Regions from separate parts of the Homo sapiens genome. Here region 1 is linked to region 2. A link is a contact called in ENCODE Hi-C or POLR2A ChIA-PET data. All regions are on one chromosome and are shown on one strand. The core of a region is the stretch at or near the end of the contact, and the rest is flanking DNA. Distances in the headings are between cores, read along the strand shown.

Evidence for each region. A loop is a pair of places that touch in the nucleus more often than their neighbours do. ChIA-PET counts read pairs that join two places held with the same protein, here RNA polymerase II (POLR2A). Pooled maps may share reads with other maps.
Region 1: a loop to region 2 is called in a map of ascending aorta, with 4 times the contacts of the local background. The contact joins the promoter of LITATS1 here to the promoter of SMIM12 in region 2. A Hi-C loop is called at or near these places in 1 of 168 maps with a recorded cell type or tissue (ascending aorta) and 13 of 50 pooled maps. POLR2A ChIA-PET finds 5 or more read pairs at or near these places in 1 of 52 experiments (activated CD8-positive, alpha-beta memory T cell).

What each region holds. Positions count from the first base shown.
Region 1 is chr1:37,472,927-37,478,862 of GRCh38, forward strand. It overlaps LITATS1 (lncRNA induced by TGF-beta and antagonizes TGF-beta signaling 1), which reads right to left and starts at 1,517. Exons shown (of 3, transcript NR_038842.1): 1 at 1,218-1,517. ZC3H12A (zinc finger CCCH-type containing 12A) reads left to right here and starts at 1,654. Exons shown (of 6, transcript NM_025079.3): 1 at 1,654-1,703; 2 at 2,533-3,013. The coding sequence starts at 2,571. RefSeq lists silencers at 829-928, 1,389-1,848 and enhancers at 2,499-2,598, 4,309-4,608.
Region 2 is chr1:34,857,583-34,864,067 of GRCh38, forward strand. It overlaps SMIM12 (small integral membrane protein 12), which reads right to left and starts at 2,167. Exons shown (of 2, transcript NM_138428.6): 1 at 2,095-2,167. RefSeq lists a silencer at 1,989-2,118.

The sequences.
Region 1 (5,936 bases), core at 267-2,766, 2.6 Mb after region 2:
ATAAGTAACCAGTGGTATATTCATAAAATGGGACACTATTCAGTAGTAAAATAAATTACAGGTATGCAGGCAATCAAAATGGATTTTTAAAAATATAATGCTGTATGAAAAAGGAAGTCACATAATTATGGAATGACTCCGTTTACACAAAGTAAAAAATAGCAAAACTATACAATATCCCACTTAGGGATGCATACAGAGGTGGTAAAACTACAAGAAAAAGCAAGAGAATGACTAGCACAATTAAAGTTCAGGAAACTAGTTCTTCAGGATGTGGGCAGGAGGCTGTGATGGGGGCACCCAGAGGGCCTCAAGGTACTGGCACTGGTCTATTTTTTAAGTTAGGTGATGGATACATGGCTTTTTTATTATTACTATTATTCTTTAAGCTGTACATGTACAGTTGTGTCTATGGTGTCTTTTACAATAAACAAGTATTTATTATAACACTAGCACTTATAGGATACATGCCTATGATGAGGTAGAGAGAATGTAACAAAGGACTGGCACATAGTAAGCACTGGTGGCATGTGGCTCTGTCCTCCAGCGTGTGGGCTCTGTGTTTTCTCTCTCTCTCTCTCACTCACACACACGCACGCACACACACACACACACATAGGAAGCCAGGCTCCCCTCTGCCCTCAGTCACTCGTGGTTCACAAAAATGGCAAATAATAGGAGCACTAGAATAGGAGCTCTCCATCCTGGTTCGAGTCTTTCCAGCTGGGGCAGTTTAGCCTTTGCAGAATTTCTCAAGGGTAACATCAGCATAATGACCTCTGTCTGTAAGCCCGTGAGTGTAAGCCTGTAAAGTGCTGTGCTCATGCGAGGGATCAGGTCTGACCTGGGAAACTAAAAGCATCTTCATGGAGCAAGGGTGCTCCTCCAGTGGGGGCGCTCAGTGAGTTCTGCGGTATGGGTGACAGTATTCTTGTGTGGACAGTATTCATGTGGTGATTGGGGTAAATGGCCCTCTTTTGCCTGGTTTTCTGCCTCGGTCATTGTGCATCTGCTGACTGAACCTGCCTTTTGGTCCTAGTAAAGTACAGATTTCAGGAAAAGTGTACCTGGCCCCGGGGGTGGCCAACCTCTGTGTGACGGCTTTAAGCACAGTGTGTCTTGAGGGGGCCTGACTCCATCTGAAAAGTGCCTGTCTGGATGTACCTGTCTATAACCATGGACCTGCCTCCAAGGTGCGTGGACCAACCTCCGCGTACCTGATTCACTCGATGCGCACCTGGCCGTACGTAGCTTCATCAGGCAGGGTGTACCTGTCAAGTTCTTAGGTCCGAGTGTTCGCGGCTTTACCTGTCCTGGTACCGCCGTCCGCACCTCGGTCAGTGCGTCCCCGGCAGGTGCGTGTACCTGATTCAGTCCGTGCTTATCTTGCGCATACGGGCCGTTCAGTGTCCCGCTCGGAGCTCGTCGCCGCCGCAGCCTTGAGGCTCCGACCCCCGCTTGGGCCCCGTCCGGCGCGCAGCGGCCGCGGGGGCGGGGCCGCGACGCGAGGAGCGGAGCAGGAAGGGGCGAGGCAGCCCCGCCCCCGGGGCGGTCTCCCGGGACGGCCCCGCCCCTTGCCCGCTTCCGCGTCAGTGCCTCACCACCACCTGCCCGCGCGCCGCCCCATATAAAGGCGCCGCCGTCCTTACCCCCAGGACTCGGCCCCATGGAGACGCCGCCGGCCGCCGCTGGCGCATGGCGGGGTGAGGCGCGGCGGGGAGGGTGCGGGCCTCGGCGGGGAAGCGGCAGGGAGCGCTCCGGCGGGGTCCGAGCCGAGCCGAGGGGAGGGGACGGGAGGGGACGGGAGGGGTGGAGAGGGGAGGGGACGGAAGGGTCGGGGTCCTGTTCCCCGGCCCGCCGGGCCTCAGGACCCCTCCAACTTTGCCCAAGTTGGGAGAGCCGGGGAAGAGCACCAGGTTCCTGATCGGGATCGCGGGCCGAGCAAGCGCGGGTCTCGGGCCGGGACAGCCTCGGCGTCACCAGCTCCCGGCAGCCAACCAAAGTTTTCCAGCAACTTTTCTCCCCACGGGTCACCCCAGAAACTTGCCCTCCCCGGCTCCGGGAGTCCGGCCATGGGCCTTGCGCTGCCTGGGCCTGAGCTCTGAGTGCCGGACGGGTGGGCGAAAGTGGTGGCCTCAGTGGGGAAGCCTTGGGCCCCGCAACGCACTTCCAGCCCCAGGATTCCATCTGAGAGCCCCGTCCCTGCCTTCTGGGTCCCCTGGGTTGGCGTGGGGGTTCGAGGCTTTACAGCTGGGGTAGTTCCAGTCTTAGTTCAGACTAAGTTCCGATCTTCGAGCCACCAGCTAACAGCTGGATGACCTTGAGCACGTTTTTAATGTCTGTGCCTCAGTTTCTCCCTTTATAGAATGGGAATGGGAATGCCTAGCTGGGAGAGCTTTTGAGAGGACAACCTGAACTAATAACACGATGCAGTGTGTAGTGCCACCAATCCCTCATCCTGCTGGATGTGGTTTTGGGAGGGAGGTTAGGAGAGAGCGCTATTCACCGTCCCTAACCCTGTTGGTTGTTCAGTAGGAGCTGTGGCGCGGGGCCTTCCAGGAGTCTGAGCTATGAGTGGCCCCTGTGGAGAGAAGCCTGTCCTGGAAGCCAGCCCCACCATGAGTCTGTGGGAATTTGAGGACAGCCACAGCCGTCAGGGCACCCCAAGGCCGGGTCAAGAGCTGGCCGCTGAGGAGGCCTCGGCCCTGGAACTGCAGATGAAGGTGGACTTCTTCCGGAAGCTGGGCTATTCATCCACGGAGATCCACAGCGTCCTGCAGAAGCTGGGCGTCCAGGCAGACACCAACACGGTGCTGGGTGAGCTGGTGAAACACGGGACAGCCACCGAGCGGGAGCGCCAGACCTCACCGGACCCCTGCCCTCAGCTCCCTCTAGTCCCGCGGGGTGGTGGCACCCCTAAGGCTCCCAACCTGGAGCCTCCACTCCCAGAAGAGGAAAAGGAGGGCAGCGACCTGAGACCAGTGGTCATCGATGGGAGCAACGTGGCCATGAGGTAAGTGTCACTTCTGTGGCCAGGACACATGAGGTTCGCATCTCTCCTGTGGCCAGGACACATGGAAGGATGACTGTCTCTGCAGCTCTGGTGGGCTGGAAGAAGTGACTTCCTTCTTAGGGACTGGTCTAGAGGGAGGGAAAGCCTTTTATGAGGCTAGGGTCGCGCTACTGGTAAGTGACAGAGGCAGGGTTCCAGCCCAGGTCCCTCTGTCCGCAGAGCTTACCTTATGCTGTGGGTCCCTCCCTGAGGCCAGCACTGTGTCTCCACTCCTCTCCTGTAATGTGAGGCAGGGCTGTAAAGGGGACCAGCCCGTGGGCAGCTGCTCACTCACCCCTCGGAACCTGATCTCAGGTGGGTGTTGTGAGGAGGGAGTGTGCGGATCCCGGAGAGGAGCAAGCGTTCAGGAACCATAGTAGTGGTAGTAGGCAGTGGTAGTAGCAGTTGTTGTTGTTATTTCAGGGGCTGGGCTTCTGAGGCCTTCTTGTCTCAGACCTGGGCTCCCACGAAAACAGGTCCAGTGACTGTGTCCAAGAGTGACCTCAAGGCTGGGTCCAGCTTTACATGGGTTGTGGGCAGGTGGCCTGATGCTCTGGCCTCAGGCGAGCTGCAACTTGGATCCCTACTGACTCAGCTGAAGCAGCCTGGGCTGGACCAGTCTCTGGAGGTTCCCCGGGGCCAGAGCCAGGACTCAGCCCCCAGTGACTCCCACCCCCATCCCCCAGCACAGGAATGGGGTGGGGAGGTAGGGGCAGAGAGGGAAGCCAGGGCTGCTGCTGACCTTGGGAAACCCAGACTTCTCCCGTCAATCCAGGCTCCACCCTCTGGCCCCACTTTTTTCCCAGTTCCCTCCAAGGCAGGCTGATGAGTCAGTGCTGGGTGGATGGCTCACAGGGAAAAGTTCCTGTTGGCATGGACGGGGAGACCCCAGACACAGGGTTGAGAAGGGATGATTTTCTGGCTGCCCTGAGGGAGCTCCTAGGTGGGCTGCCCAAGGCTGGCATGACATCAGCCTCTGCCCTCCCTAATTTGTGGCCCCTGTGGGACAAGTTCACTGTCCAGCTGGCCCTGGCCCAGCTCAGCAGGCATGCAGCTGAGTGCTCTTCCCTCCTTCTGTCACCTTCAGGCCAGTCTTCCTCTCTCTGACTTGGGCTGAGCCTGGATGGGAGGCTGAGAAAATCCAGTTTCCATGCCAAGAGGCAGCAGGTCACAGCCCATGCTTCGAGATTAGAAGGGGTCCCTCTCAGTGTCCAGCCTCATGTAGCTGGGCTAGGAGCTAGGTTGGATCTGTGTGACTCCTTCCTCTGGAGGTATGGGCCAGGAGCGGCTGAGCCCTGGGAGCAGCCATATGCAGTATGTGTTTGTATCCAGAAGGAGGAGGGACATGGGAGGAGGGGCTGTGATGAGGGGTGCTCAGAGGAGCCTGCTCCTGAGAAGCAGAGCCACGCACCCACCTCGGGGGTTTCTGAGCTGGGGTAGTGGCAGGAGGGGAATTCCAGCCTCAAACTTCCTGTCTCAGCTGCTACTCGGTTCCTGCCCGGCCACCCCCCCTCCCCAGGGGCAGGCGGGCTAGCCCCCCCATCATATGCAAATCATGGGGAAATTCACCTCTGTTTCCTTCTAAGGGAATTTTTTTCCACTCGCCAGGCCCAGCCCAGGCATATCTTTTCACCTGGGGAGGCTGGCCCAGCCCTGCCTTCTGTCCTGGGGCAGGAGCAGCCTAGCTGGAGTCTTCTACACACACATCCTATCAGTGTCTGCTTAGCCCGGCTGGGGGACCCTGACCTTACAGGCAAAGAGAACTGGAATGGGGGCAGGGATGTCTGGTTTTCCTGTGCCAGCAGCGCTTCCTCCAGTGCAGTGAAAGAGACTAAAGCTAGCTGTAGGGGGGCACTCCAGGCCTCATGTGCTCTACCAGGAGGAGGGCTCTGATAGCGCCCACTGATCAGTTTTTCCATCTGCTGAGGGAATATTCAGGTGCTAGGGCTGCTGAGAACCGACTTGTCCCAGCCAAGATTTTCAGTGCCCACAGGCAGTGCACTGCCCTGAGAGCCCTGGCATCCCATTAGTTCCCAGTGCTCCAAGATACTAGCCTAGGATCATGTGCCCGGAGGGAGGCAGGTGGGCGGATACATGCGCACACTGCATACCTGAGACAAGGAGCCAGGCCTGGGATGACCCAGCTGCCATGGTTTTGAGAGGCAGGCCAGAAGGCCCAAGGAAGGGGGGTGATGTGATGGGGGAAGCACTGGGCATTGTGAAGACACAGACCAGGGACCTGACCTATTGTGGCAGGTCAGGGAAGGCTTCTCAGAGGCAGTGACATCTCACAAGGGTTCTGAAGGAAGAGCAGGAGTTTGCCAGCAGCATTGTTTCTCCCGTTCGCCACCTGTCTCTCATAACACACTTTGTTCAAACTCAATTTTGGGAGCTTTGTTCTCCCAAATAAATTCTGGATCTTCTGTTAGAGACAGGAAGGCAACCGAGTGGCCCAGACCTGGGTTCGAGTTCTGACTGTCTCTTACCACTAGCCAGGTGACCTTCCTTTCCTTCACGGTAGCAAGCCCTATAAGAATGAAGCCATATATCTGGCCACCAGCGGGAGCTCAGTGCCTGCGAATCCCTGCTCATTCCCTGCGATCAGGGTCTGTGCCTGCCTTCGTACCTGCCTGAGCATTGACGTACAGGGTAGTGATAAGCATAGGCCCTGGGCTTGCGTCTCTCTTCCACCGTTAACTGCTGTGTGACCCTGGTGACTAAGCTGCCTTCTCTGGACCACAGTTTTCATCTGAAAAACAGGGAAGGAGTTGATGATGGTATAGTGCCCTCCTCACAAGCTTGCTGATGATTCAGTGTTAGACACTTATAACAGGGCCTGGTTCACAGCTCTCAGCAAATGGGAACTTTTATTATAAGCAGGCTG
Region 2 (6,485 bases), core at 917-3,416:
TCTGTTTATGCCCCTGTAGGTATTTCTCCAACACTACTATCTCTGATCTAAAGTGAACAATCGAAACCTCACCAAGGATAAGATGATTCTCCCCCTCTCTCTTTGGTTCCAATTCTCTTTGAAGGAATCCCAATGTTCTCTAGACGTAACACTATAAGGCAGCGGTCCCCAATCTATATTTGGCACCAGGGACCAGTTTCGTGGAAGACAATTTTTCCACAGATGGGGGTTGGAGAGGGATGGTTTCGGGATGAAACTGTTCCAGCTCAGATCATCAGGCATTAGATTCTCATAAGGGGCACACAACGTAGATCCCTCACATGCGCAGTTCACAATAGAGTTTGCACTCCTGTGAGAATCTAATGCCGCTGCTGATCTATCAGAAGGTGGAGCTCAGGCGGTAATGCTTGCCAGCTTGCCCACCGCTCACCTCCTGCTGTGCAGCCCAGTTTCTAATGGGCTGAAGACCACCACTGGTCTGTGGCCCAGGGGGTTAAGGACCCCTGCAATAAGGCAGCATCATGAAATTTAAAAAAAAAAAAAAAATTGCAGCATCTCCAAGACTCCCCCGCTTATTGTCTCAGCACCAGGCACTATGATGACAATTTACACACTAATCATCATTTGATCCTCATAACACCTCTATGATGTAGGAATTATTAGCCCAGACTCTTGTGAAGGCCACAAAGGCTCACAGACATTATGTTAACTTATCCAAGATCACTAGAAGTGATAGAGCCACTGATTTTGAACCCAGGCCTCTCCAATTTCAAAGCCTACACTCTTTCTAGTGGGAAGAACACACTGCAGAGGTATACGGTTTCTGTCCAAACCCTGGACTTAGGGAGAGCTTCCTACAGTTTTTTCCCATCAGCCTGGCATTTCATTACCTAGAAGAGCTTTCCTTTTCCCAAACTCTGAGATTGTACTCAGGGATTTATGAAATTCAGAGACATAGTAATAGTTAAAAGAGGCACCTCTGAAGAATCCCAAACCTAATACTTCTCCATTTTACTTCCACCTTTAAAGCAAGTCCTCTGTATAAGTAAATGCTTCCCTAAATAGCAACTGTCCGTTCAGATTTCCAAACCTGTCTTAAAACATATCGCGCATGAGTTCACAACTATCTCTCACATGCAGCATAAAGTCTCTCGCTACCGTCCTGCTCACATTCTAATCATTCCCAAATAAGTCAATTCATTCCTTTATTCGACACTTATAACCACTTACTCTGTGTCAGGCACGATGCTGGCTTACCCTGTCTGCGTTTCTCAAGACACTTTAAGCTCCAAAAGGCTAAGAACCGTGTCTGTCTGGCCCAATTATGCCCTATCCATCCAGGCACCTCTCCTACCCTGCCTGGCAGAGTGCCCAAAAAAGGTCTGCTGAACGAATGAATGACAGCCCAAACTCCCTAGTGTAAAATCACAACATCCTCCACCCACTCTCCCCCAAAAGGTGGCAGGAGCATAACAGATGCCTTTGCTGATTACAAAAACCTAAAGACTCCATCATAGTCGTCCCCAGGCAGGGTATCACAATGAAAGAGGCAAAAGTGTCTGAAAAACACTGTGACGCATATTTCCAGCCCGGCATGGAGGACGTCTGCCAAAAGCATCCGGTAAAGGTCAACTGGGCTGCTGGGAAACCTGCCCCAGTGCGAGGGCCCGGAGGCCCAACGAGGCCAGAAGCCGTAGTCCCAAATTCAAGAACTACTAACAAGGACACAGGAGGCCTGAGAAGGCGGAAGAATTAGCCCTGACAGTCACTAGAGCGCAGTCCAGGAATGGGAGCGCAAGTAAGGCGAAGGTCCATCCAAATGGCTACCCTTCTCCCTTCTGTGAGTCTCCCGGTCCCCTGTCCCTAGCCCACCTCATTCATGGCCTCATCAACGTCCGTCCTCATTGAGGTGCCGAGAAGCCCTGTCTGCGGAGGGCTACCTGGGCTCCCAGACTTGGCACCAGAACACCCGCCAGAGAGGGGAGCTGGCAGATCTGGCCGGGACCGGGGTGGACCCTAGCGATCACTCCTCCCGTAACTCAGAGGTTACTGGCCTGGGCTGACCCGACCTGCTCGCCGGGACCGCGCGCTCACCTGCGGCCCAGCCCACACTCCCCAGTGCGGCCCCCGCTCTCCGCCCGCTCGCCGGGAGCACGGAAGTCGCCGCACCCAGCGGCCCGCGGGACCTTGCCCTGTGACCCTGCCCACTGGCCGCCGGCTCTCTCGGAGCGCAGGGATTGGCTGAACTTCAGCCAAAGGACGGAAGGAAGCTAGGCGTCCGCAACTGGGCCCCACTGCGCTGAAATGGACGTCGCGCCCTCTGTTGGCCGGGAGGTTTCTCAGTGATGTCGCCACGTGTTTTCTGCGTGGAAAAAGTGAAAGATCATCCAGTCATTTTTTTCAACTGATGTTTATTAGGCGTCTTCTAAGACCTAGGTCTGGGCACGCAAAAACAAAAGACATGATCCCTGACCTCAAGAAGCTCTTCTTAGAAGAGTATATTTTAGTGCTTTAAGACCTCTTGGGATCCGGGCTAGCTTTCTAGTGACCTTGGGAACATTATTAACCTGTCTGAGCCTCCCTTCCCCTTCTGTGTAGAGGTAATAACACCCATTTCGCAAGGATGGTGTGAGGGTTGGAAGAGATAATATTTGTAAAGTACTGTGGCAGGCACACAGCCAGCAGGGAAATAAATGTGGCTATTGTTAGTGTAAAAATAATTCAAATATAGTAAAACCTAAGTCTTACATGACCTCTTGGGTACAAGTATTCACTTCCTCCTCTGTGTCCCCACTGTACCCTATACAGACATCAATTTTATCATATACAGAAAAGTCCCAAAGCTCAAGCTTGTTAATGCTCCCACAAGGCCCTTCCCACCCTCATCCCACTAATCTCAGCCTGCATATTTATTTTGCTCGCACATACTAAACCCGGCAGACCACACTGTTTCACACCTCAGTGCCTTATTGATGCTTTTTCATCTACCTTCCCACCTTTTTTGTTGTTGTTGTTCAATTTCACTCTTGTTGCCTGGGCTGGAGTGCAATGGCGTGATCTCGGCTCACCGCAACCTCCGCCTCCCAGGTTCAAGTGATTCCCCTGCCTCAGCCTCCTGAGTAGCTGGGATCACAGGCATGCACCACCACGCCCGGCTAATTTTGTATTTTTAATAGAGAAGGGGTTTCTCCATGTTGGGGAAGCTGGTCTCGAACTCCCGACCTCAGGTGATCTGCCCGCATCGGCCTCCCAAAGTGCTGGGATTACAGGCGTGAGCCACTGCGCCTGGCCGCTTTTTTTTTTTTTTTTAACAGGACTCTCGCTCTGTTGCCCAGGCTAGAGTGCAGTGGCACAATCATAGCTCACTGCAGCCTCAACCTCCTGGGCTCAAGTGATCCTCCCACTTCAGCCTTCCGAGTAGCTGGGACCACAGATGCACACCACCAGGCCTGGCTAATTTTTGTACTTTTTGTAGAGACTGGGTTTCACCATGTTGCTAGGGCTGGTCTCGAACTCCTGAGCTCAAGCAATCCGCCCGCCTCAGCCTCCCAAAGTGCTGGGATTACAGGCATGAGCCACCGTGCCTGGCCATGTAGTGCCCTTCCCACCTTTCTTTACTATGCCAGATTGTGCTCTGGCACAATTTTCAAGCTTAAGGGTCACCTCCAGAGGAAGCCTCATACATAGACTGCTTATCACATTAGACACCCTTCCTCTATTATCTCAAACAGCTCAAAGCTAAGCTCTGGCAGTGAAGATGGAGAAAAGGGAACAGTATTGTAGGGGCCAAGGTTCACTGAAAATCAACTGACAAAAGGCAGATTAATAGGAGAAAAGACATACAAAATTTTATTTTAACGTGCATAGCACGGGGCGGGGAGGCGAGGGGGTGGGAAGGGAAGGGTCACAGGAGAATGATTACCCAATAACCCAATGGGGTACAGAAGCGTATACACTCTTTTTCATAGGGGAAGGGGAGAGATGGAGAATATAGACAATTCTTCTGAGGGCAGCAAGTGATTCTTAGGGCGAAAAAATGGACAGAAATTAACTTGTAAATGATTCTCTTTAGAATTTGAATGAGCCCGAGAAACAGGCATCATCTTGTGAAAAATCCATCCAGGCGTAGTTGCCTTCCTCAGTCTTCTTTTCTGAGCTAGATGAGATTTCGGAGAGGGGAGGAAGGCAATTTTGTTTCTTTTGGAAAGACGTTTTCTCGATCAGATTAGGAAATTCTAGAGAGAGTGCCTCCCTATACTTGGGAGAGAAGGTTAGAGGGACCTTGATTCTGAGGCAGCTTCGAAGGCCTCTCAGCATGTCAAAGCGCCAGTCTTTGGGGTATCGCTTTCTGAGCCCCAACAGTACAAATAAATATTTAGGAGACCGTTGTTAGCAGAACCTGCTCACTAACTGAATATGTGGAGAGGAGAAGGGAACAGAACTGTCCAGAGTAACTGGCATTTGGTCAGCCAATCATGTGCTAGGCAATGGGGATGCAAAAATGACTGGGACCAACCTGCCTCCAGAGTTCTCTGACTAAAGAAACAGATGGGTCTACAAAATGTCAATAGAATGTAAGAAATGTGATGACAGAAGTATACACACGCAGCACAGAGGAGGATCTTCAGCCCAGCCAGGAAGATTCAGGGAAGGCTCCCTAGAGGAACCAAGCCTTGAGCTGAGTCTTGAGTCATGGCTAGCAGTTCCCTCAAGCAGAATTGCTGAGGGGCTCAGGAGCATAGACTGAGAAATCAGATAGCCATGGGTTCAAATCCTGACTCTTGTCTGCTTATCTCAGAAAAGCTATTTACACTCTTTGTTTTTAAAAAAAGACAATAATAGTACCCACTCCTAGGGTTGCTATGAGTATTAAATCACCTAAATGTGTATAAAGTGCTTGGCATAGTAGTTTGCACCTTCTCAGTGCTCAGTAAATGGTTATTGACATGTTAAGTATTTCCCAACTGTATTGCTCCTTCTGTAATGTCCTATGTCCATTCGTGGCATTACTCATTCATTAAGCCAGAAATCTGAGTGACACCTTCAAGGCGTCCCATCTTTACATTATTCTCCAGATCCAGCTTACTGCACTTATGCCTCCTAAATGTCTCTCAAAGTCAACATCATTATCTCTTACCTGGACCACTTTAGCAGCTCCCTGAATGGTCTCCCTGCTGTCTTGTTGCCCCATCCAGTCCATTTCCTTTCTTTTGGCCGTAGTTTCATCTTTCAAATAAAACTATGAGGTTTCCATCTTAGCCTCCCACCCCCAACTCTATGGGTCCCTTCTGGCCGTATCTCCTCCACGCCCTCCACAGCCACCATAACCTGTCACCCTCTCCAGCCTATGCTTTCATTCCCAACACACATGTGCTTCCATGGCTTTGCCCAGGTTGGTCCCTTGGCCAGAAATGAATTTCTCCCTTCTCTTCCTTGACTACAAAATGCTAATTCATCCTGCAAGATCCAACTCACAAGGCAGAAGGCTTTCCCAGACTGCCTGTGCTATGGTTGTACCCTCCAAAACTTACACTGAAATTTGTCATTGTATTAAGAGGTGGGACCTTTAAGAGGTTATTAGGCCATGAGGGCTGCACTCTCATGGGTGGATTGACACCCTTATAAAAGGGCAAGTTCAACTCCCTCTTGCCCTCTCTTGCCCTCTCACCTGCCATGGGATGACACAGCAAGAAGGCCCTCACAAGTTGCCAGCCCCTTGACACTGAATTCCCCAGCACCCAGAACTGTGAGCCAATAAATACCTGTTCATTATAAGTTATCCAGTCTGTGGTATTGTTATAGCAGCACAAAATGGACTAAAACACCCTGGTTGCTAGAGGCTCTCTCCTCTCAATCCCTTGGCCCCTCTGGGAGAACAGGTTTCCCTTTGCACCATAACTTTCTGTTTATATGCTGGCCATGGCCAGACTGTAAGCAACTCAAGCAAAAGGACTGGACCTAATCTTTCACTATCTATGGGGCTCAGCATAACTACCTAGGCCACAAGAACCAAAGGAGACTCATCCACACCAGACATGGAAAACTCTATGAATAAAGTCATAGACCCATAAAATGCTGTATAAATGTAAAGGTTAAACTCAGACTCAGCCACTTCCTGGCTTCATGGTTTGAGGTAAGCTGTTTAAACCTCTCCAAGCCCATTTCCTCATCTGTAAATGGGGGTGAAAACAATATCTGTTTTACAGCATTGCTCTGAGTTCAAACCTCACCCATGCCCCCAATTTTAGAGATGATAAAACAACCTCAGAGAGGTAAACTGACCCAGCCCTTCTACTGGAGACCTTTGGACAGTCATCCAATTTAAGTCTTCCCAAAGCTGGCTGCTCAGAATCTTGTGAAGCACTTGTTAAAACCTTATTCGAGGGCAGAGTCTATTCACTAAGTCTTGGACCAGGCCCAGGAGTCTGTATGGGATCACCTCCAAACGGACTGCTTTTGGGAATTCAGATCACATTAGAGTTCTC